Regions from separate parts of the Homo sapiens genome. Here region 1 is linked to region 2. A link is a contact called in ENCODE Hi-C or POLR2A ChIA-PET data. All regions are on one chromosome and are shown on one strand. The core of a region is the stretch at or near the end of the contact, and the rest is flanking DNA. Distances in the headings are between cores, read along the strand shown.

Evidence for each region. A loop is a pair of places that touch in the nucleus more often than their neighbours do. ChIA-PET counts read pairs that join two places held with the same protein, here RNA polymerase II (POLR2A). Pooled maps may share reads with other maps.
Region 1: POLR2A ChIA-PET joins it to region 2 with 12 read pairs in A549. The contact joins two enhancer-like sites. A Hi-C loop is called at or near these places in 1 of 50 pooled maps. POLR2A ChIA-PET finds 5 or more read pairs at or near these places in 2 of 52 experiments (A549 and HepG2).

What each region holds. Positions count from the first base shown.
Region 1 is chr17:74,753,313-74,756,399 of GRCh38, forward strand. The region is part of intron 1 of NHERF1 (NHERF family PDZ scaffold protein 1); the gene reads left to right. Among named protein-coding and RNA genes, the nearest start is that of SLC9A3R1-AS1, 5.0 kb to the left of the region's middle. Within about 2 kb of position 1,704, at least 2 of the 41 ENCODE cell types and tissues checked have a DNase peak (open chromatin) inside an H3K27ac peak, as active enhancers do.
Region 2 is chr17:74,415,509-74,418,983 of GRCh38, forward strand. It overlaps the pseudogene RNA5SP448. Among named protein-coding and RNA genes, the nearest start is that of GPRC5C, 15 kb to the right of the region's middle. Within about 2 kb of position 1,888, at least 6 of the 41 ENCODE cell types and tissues checked have a DNase peak (open chromatin) inside an H3K27ac peak, as active enhancers do.

The sequences.
Region 1 (3,087 bases), core at 454-2,953, 340 kb after region 2:
AGGCACCCCAGGGAGCAAGGTGGGTGGTGGGGCACAGTTAGCTGGAGGGCCATCAACCTCTTTCCCAGGGCGGGCGGGCCATTTTACACCAACCAAGTTGGAGCTCTGGTAGGGCAGAACAGAGCTTGAGCTGCTGGGTGTTTGGATTTGAAATGGACAGGGTATGTGATTGTTTGTGTGTTGGGATCTCTTTCTTTGCTGGCAAAACAGTGTAGCCCCTGGTTCTTACCTTCAAGCTCCTGTTAACTCAGTAATTCTGGAGATGATTCTCTTGGAGATAGATGGGGGCTTCCTGGCCGGGCGCAGTGACTTGTGCCTGTAATCCCATCACTTCGGGAGGCTGAGGCGGGAGGATCGCTTAAGCCCAGGAGTTTGAGACCAGCCTGGGCAACATAGTGAGACCTCGTCTCTACCAAAAAAACAGGGGGAGGGGGGTGAATGGGGGCTTCCTTCTCAAGGAACTCCATATGTCTAGATGGGGTCCTTCTCCCCTTTCCCAGATGTCCCATCTCAATGGTCCCTGGGAAAGTGGGGTGGGAAATTAATAAGAAACTCAGGCCAGGCACGGTGGCTCACGCCTGTAATCCCAGCACTTTGGGAGGCCGAGGCGGGTGGATCAGTTGAGGTCAGGAGTTGAGGTCAGGAGTTCAAGACCAGCCTGGCCAACATGGTAAAAACCCATCTCTACTAAAAATACAAAAATTAGCGAGGCGTGGTGGCAGGTGCCTGTAATCCCAGCTACTCGGGAGTCTGAGGCAGGAGAATGGCTTGAACCTGGGAGGTGGAGGTTTCAGTGAGCCGAGATCGCGCCACTGCACTCCAGCCCGAGCAGCAGAGTGAGACTCATCTCCAAAATAAAAAAAAAAGAAAGAAGAAGCTCAGCCGAGGTCTTGTTGGTGCTGCAGGACTCTTTACAGGGAGAAACCAGAGCTCTAGACCCCAATAACAAATGTTCCTCTGTTTTCGTTGCTCTAAGATAGAGTGGCCCTACCTGGAAGGAAACAGGTTTGTACAGTGCCTTTAGGCACTCTACCTATGACATAAAGATGTTGACATGCATTTCTTTCTTTCTTTCTTTCTTTCTTTCTTTTTTTTTTTTTTTTTTTTCCTGAGACAGTCTTGCTCTGTTGCCCAGGCTGGAGTGCAGTGGTGTGATCTCGGCTCACTGCAACCTCCGTCTCTCAAGTTCAAGCAATTGTCCTGCCTCAGCCTTCCATGTAGCTAGGATTACAAACACCCGCCACCACACCCTGCTAATTTTTGTATTTTTAGTAGAGACGGAGTTTCACCACGGTGGCCAGGCTGGGTGGCACCTGTCACAACACCCTGCTAATTTTTGTATTTTTAGTAGAGATGGGGTTTCACCACATTGGCCAGGCTGGTTTCAAACTCCTGACCTCAGGTAATCCACCTGCCTCGGTCTCCCAAAGTGCTGGGATTATAGGCATGAGCCACCACACCCAGCCAATATGCATTTCATTGTCCCCCAGACAAATTAGCTATTGTTTTCTCTATTTTGTAGGTTGACAGTAAGTGTTCAATACATGATAGCTACTATTTGTGTCTAGCACTGTGCTAAGTACTAACCTTGCCTGTCTCATTTAATCCACATGACCACCAGTGAGGCAGATATTGGCCCCATTCTCTGCCTATGGAGGCTGAGGCTTGATCAGTTAAGGTGGCCATGGCGGGTCCCAGGACTCTGAGCTAGCGACTCCTCCCACACAGCGCAGGGGTGTGTCTTGGAACCCAACCCTCTGACTCTAGTGCCTGCACAGCCATTTGGCCACATGAGTAGGCTGTGCTTGAAGCCTGACTCTGCCAGGTGTTTCTGCCCATCATATTCTGAGCCACAGCTGGACCATCACAGTGGTATAAATTCAGGCTGCTTGAACTGGCTTCCTGTAAGGATCCAGGGCTTCCAGGTGCTCCTGTCCCTAGCAGGGCATCCTTGCAGTGCCTCAGCCCATAAGTGGCAGGCTCCTGTCCCCATCCCTTCTCACGTGATGTGATAGGTCAATCTGGAATCTGGTAACCAAGTATCTACCCCCGCCCTCACTCCCCAGAACCTGCACAGAGAGCCCCCCTCAAGGGTGGTCTTCACTGTTGACCGAAGCCTTCCCCTCATGGTAGGACAACTCACCATGTCCCCAGACTCCTAGGCAATGTTTAGGTCCCTAGGCCCTAGAAAAGGACAAGAGTTACAGATTCCCTGAGGTCCAGGTCACCTCGGGGTGGTGTGGGAACACACAGAGAATGCTGGCCAGGTTCAAGTCCCACTCACTGCTGGGTGCTGAGAGCTCTGAATTCTCCGAGACAGGCTGCAGCCTCTCCCTGTGCTAAGGTCAGGGGAACAGCAATGGCCAGGGGTATTTAGAGGAGTGTGTTTGGGGCAGTCTCAGGCAGCACAGGTCTGTGCTGTCCGGGCAGCAGCCACCAGCTTCGCGAGGCTCCCGGGCACTCGAGATGTGCTGGTCCACATGCAGACGTGCTGTGTGTGCAAAATGCACACCAGATTTTGAAGCCATTGTACAAATAAAAGGATGTACAATAGCTCAATTGTTAAAAATGGATTACACATTGAAATGATAATATTTTGGGTACATTATGTTAAATAAAATATTCAATTCTACTATTTTTCCTGTTTTTTTTTTTTTTGGAGGCAGAGTCTCGCTCTGTTGCCCAGGCTGGAGTGCAGTGGTGCGATCTCGGCTCACTGCAAGCTCCACCTCCCAGGTTCAAGCGATTCTCCTGCCTCAGCCTCCCAAGTAGCTGTGCACCACCACGCCCAGCTGATTTTTGTATTTTTCTTTTTTAGTAGAGATAGGGTTTCACCATGTTGACCAGGCTGGTCTCAAACTCCTGTGCTCAAGTGATCCACTTGCCTCGTCCTCCCAAAATGCTGGGATTACAGGCATGAGCCACCACACCTGGCCTATTTTTCTTTTCTTTCTTTCTTTCTTTTTTTTTTTTTTTTTTTTTTTGAGACGGAGCCTTGCTCTATCACCCAGGCTGGAGTGCAGTGGCGTGATCTCGGCTCACTGCAACCTCCGCCTCCTGGGTTCAAGCGGTTCTCGTGCCTCAGCC
Region 2 (3,475 bases), core at 638-3,137:
GAGTGAGACTCCATCTCAAAAAAACAAAACAAAACAAAACAAAAAAAACAACAGCAACAACAACAAAAAAGAGACTGGGGTGATGCTACTGCAAGCCAAGAAGTGCCAACAATTGCCTGCGGCCACCACAAGCTGGAAGGGACAAGGAAGGATTCTTCCCGAGAGACTTCAGAGGGAACATGGCTTTGCTGACACTTTGATTACTGGGGTGAGCCACCATGCCCGGCCAATAGTTGACTTCTGTGTTTCCTTTTTATTTATTTTTTTGAGGCGGAGTCTTGCTCTGTCGCCCAGGCTGGAGTGCGGTGGTACAAACATGGCTCACTGCAGCCTTGACCTCCTAGGTTCAGGTGACTCTCCCAAGTAGCTGGAACCACAGGCACATCATGCCTGGCTAATTTTCCTATTTTTAGCAGAGGCAGGGTCTCACCATGTTGCCCAGGCTAGTCTTGAGCTCCTGAGCTGCTGACAGGTGTGAGCCACCGCACCTAGCAAGTTGACATCTTGACTACAACTTCATGACACCTTCATCCAGAACCCTCACTTAAGCCACTCCCTCATTCTTGATCCACAGAAATTGCATGTTATCCTACATGTTTATTGCTTTACACCACTACACTTTGTGGTAGATAGCTAATACCTTTATCCTATCCCATCAGAGACAGCATGCATAGTGGTTAAAAGTCAACTATTGGCCAGGCGCGGTGGCTCACGCCTGTAATCAGAGGCCAAGGCAGGTGGATCACCTGAGGTCAGGAGTTGACCTGAGACCAGCCTGGCTAACATGGTGAAACCCCATCTCTACTAAAAATACAAAAAATTAGCCAGGTGTGGTGGCACGCGCCTGTAGTCCCAGCTCCTCGGGAGGCTGAGGCAGGAGAACTGCTTGAACCCGGGAGGAGGAGGTTGCAGTGAGCTGAGATCGCCCCATTGCACTACAGCTTGGGCAACAAGAGCAAAACTCTGTCTCAAAAAAAAAACAAAGTCAACTATTGGCTGGATACAGTGGCTCATGTCTGTAATCTCAGCACTTTGGGAGACTGAGAGGCAGGAGGATCGCTGAAGGCCAGGAGTTCAAGACCAGCCTGGGCAACATGGCAAGAACCTATCTCTATAAAAAAAATTAAAAATAAAAAATTTAGCCAGGCATGGCGTGCCTGTGGTTCCAGCTACTCAGGAGGATCTCCTGAGCCCAGGAGGTCGAGGCTGCAGTGAGCCATGTTTGCACCACTGAGCTCCAGCCTGGGTGACAGAGCAAAACCCTGTCTCAAATATTGGCTGGGCATGGCAGACACCAGTAATCCCAGCACTTTGGGTTGCTGAGGCAGGAGGATCACTGGAAGCCAGGAGTTCAAGAGCAGGCTGGGCAATACAGTGAAATCCCATTTCTACAAAAGAAAAATCAACATCACTTACTAGCTATTGACCTTGAGTAAGTTGCTTCAGCCTTCTCTGAGTCTCCTCTTGTGAAAGGATAACTGTATCTGTCTTATAAAAGTGCCGGAAGGCTGGGTATGGCAGCTTATCCCTGTAATTCCGGCACTTTGGGAGGCCGAGGTGGGTGGATCGCTTGAGGCAGGGAGTTGGAGATCAGCTTGGCCAACATGGCGAAACCCTGTCTCTAATAAAAATACAAAAATTAGCCAGGCCTGGTGGCTCACACCTGTAGTCCAGCTACTTGGGAGGCTAAGGCAAGAGAATCACTTGAACCCAGGAGACAGAGGTTGAGTGAGCCGCTGCACTCCAGCCTGGGCAACACAGTGAGACTCTATCTCAAAAAAACAACAACAAAAAGACTGCTGGGAGGACCAAAGGAGTTAATATTTAACTTCTAATGGTCCCTGTGGCATAGTAAATGTGAGTCATTATAATTTGCATGGGTGACTAAGAAGCTCAAAAGAGGCGAAAAGACAACTCCAGGGCAACACAGCCCGTGACTCATTGGTCAGGCTGAGTCCTGAACCTGGGTCTCCTGGCTCCCTGCACAGTGCTCATGGTTCAACTGAAACCTGGAACTAGAATGGCCAGTGAAATCCGATGCTCTGTGTGACTGTAACTTCTGTTATTCCCTCCTGTGTGGCAGGCTGTTTCAGCAGCCGTGCACTGTCTCCCATCCAAGTACTAATCAGGCCCAACCCTGCTTAGCTTCCTAGATGAGACGAGATCGGGTGCGTTCAGGGTGGTATGGCTGTAGACGCAGCCATGCACTGTCAACAGCTGGCTATGCACCTGTGCTGGGGTGGGGAGGGCAGCCAGTTGGGTCAGACTGTGGCTCTGTGCCTGACCCTGAGAAGAGAGAGCCCTTGGTCCCTGCAGGAGGGGTGTTAGGAAGGTGCGCTAGGGCAGGCAGACAGCAGACTGCATAGCGTCTGAGAGGGGCTTTTCTGGATCACATTTCATTGCCAGAGCAGCTCCAAGGACAGGGAAGGCACCGAGCTGCTGCTTGTAGCCCTGGTTAGGAAATGGCCAGGAGAGCAGGACAACTGTTTTGAAAGGCAATATGACATTAGGGCAAAAGGGCTGCTGGGAATAAATCCCTGCTGCACAGGCTGCTTTAGTTTAAGCCGACCAAAATGACCTAGGACAGGCCAGGCGTGGGTGCTCATGCCTGTAATCCCAGCACTTTGGGAGGCCGATGTGGGTGGATCACCTGAGGTCAGGAGTTCGAGACCAGCCTGGCTAGCATGGCGAAACCCCATCTCTACTAAAAATATCAAAATTAGCTGCCCGTGGTGGCGGGCACCTGGAATTCTAGCTACTTGGGAGGCTGAGGCAGGAGAATCACTTGAACCTGGGAGGCGGAGGTTGTAGTGAACTGAGATCCCACCACTGCACTCCAGCCTGGGCGACAGAGCGAGACTTCATCTCAAAAACCAAAAACCCCAAAATGACTTATGACAAGCGGAGGCCCGGGAGCCACAGTTCCCCTGGAAGGTCTACTCCCTTCTTTCTTCTAAGTCTGTGGCTTCTGCCCCACATCTGAGAACAAAAAGCAGTGAATGGCCAGAGTGATGCAAAGAAAAAAGAGCAGAAACAAGACAAGCTAGTGGCCTGTGCAATTCACCTTTGAATGGGCAATATTCTCTATGAAAATTGGATGCAAAGAACCTCCAGGTGTGCTTGTAGCTTTCTAAAGACTCCTCATGGCTAGGTTTTCCTTAACGGAAAACATCAAGGAAGGTTACTGAGTGTGGTTTCTCTGAAATTGCCATCAGGACCTAAAATACCCCATAACGAGGAGCTCCGATCCTTTCGGCTGATTTACTTTTTCTCCGGAGCCTTACCATTTTCTAGAAAGAGGAAGTTAGGAGTGATGGGGCAAGACCAGACAACAGCAGATAATCATTCCATGATAATTGCCTTTGATGTCCCGGAAGAGACAACGTGCAAAGAGTCAGCTCCCAAAATATCTTGATAAGATCTTGCCTTTGGGGTTGGCTCATTTTCTCTGTGCTCTCTGCCCCTCCCTCCCTAG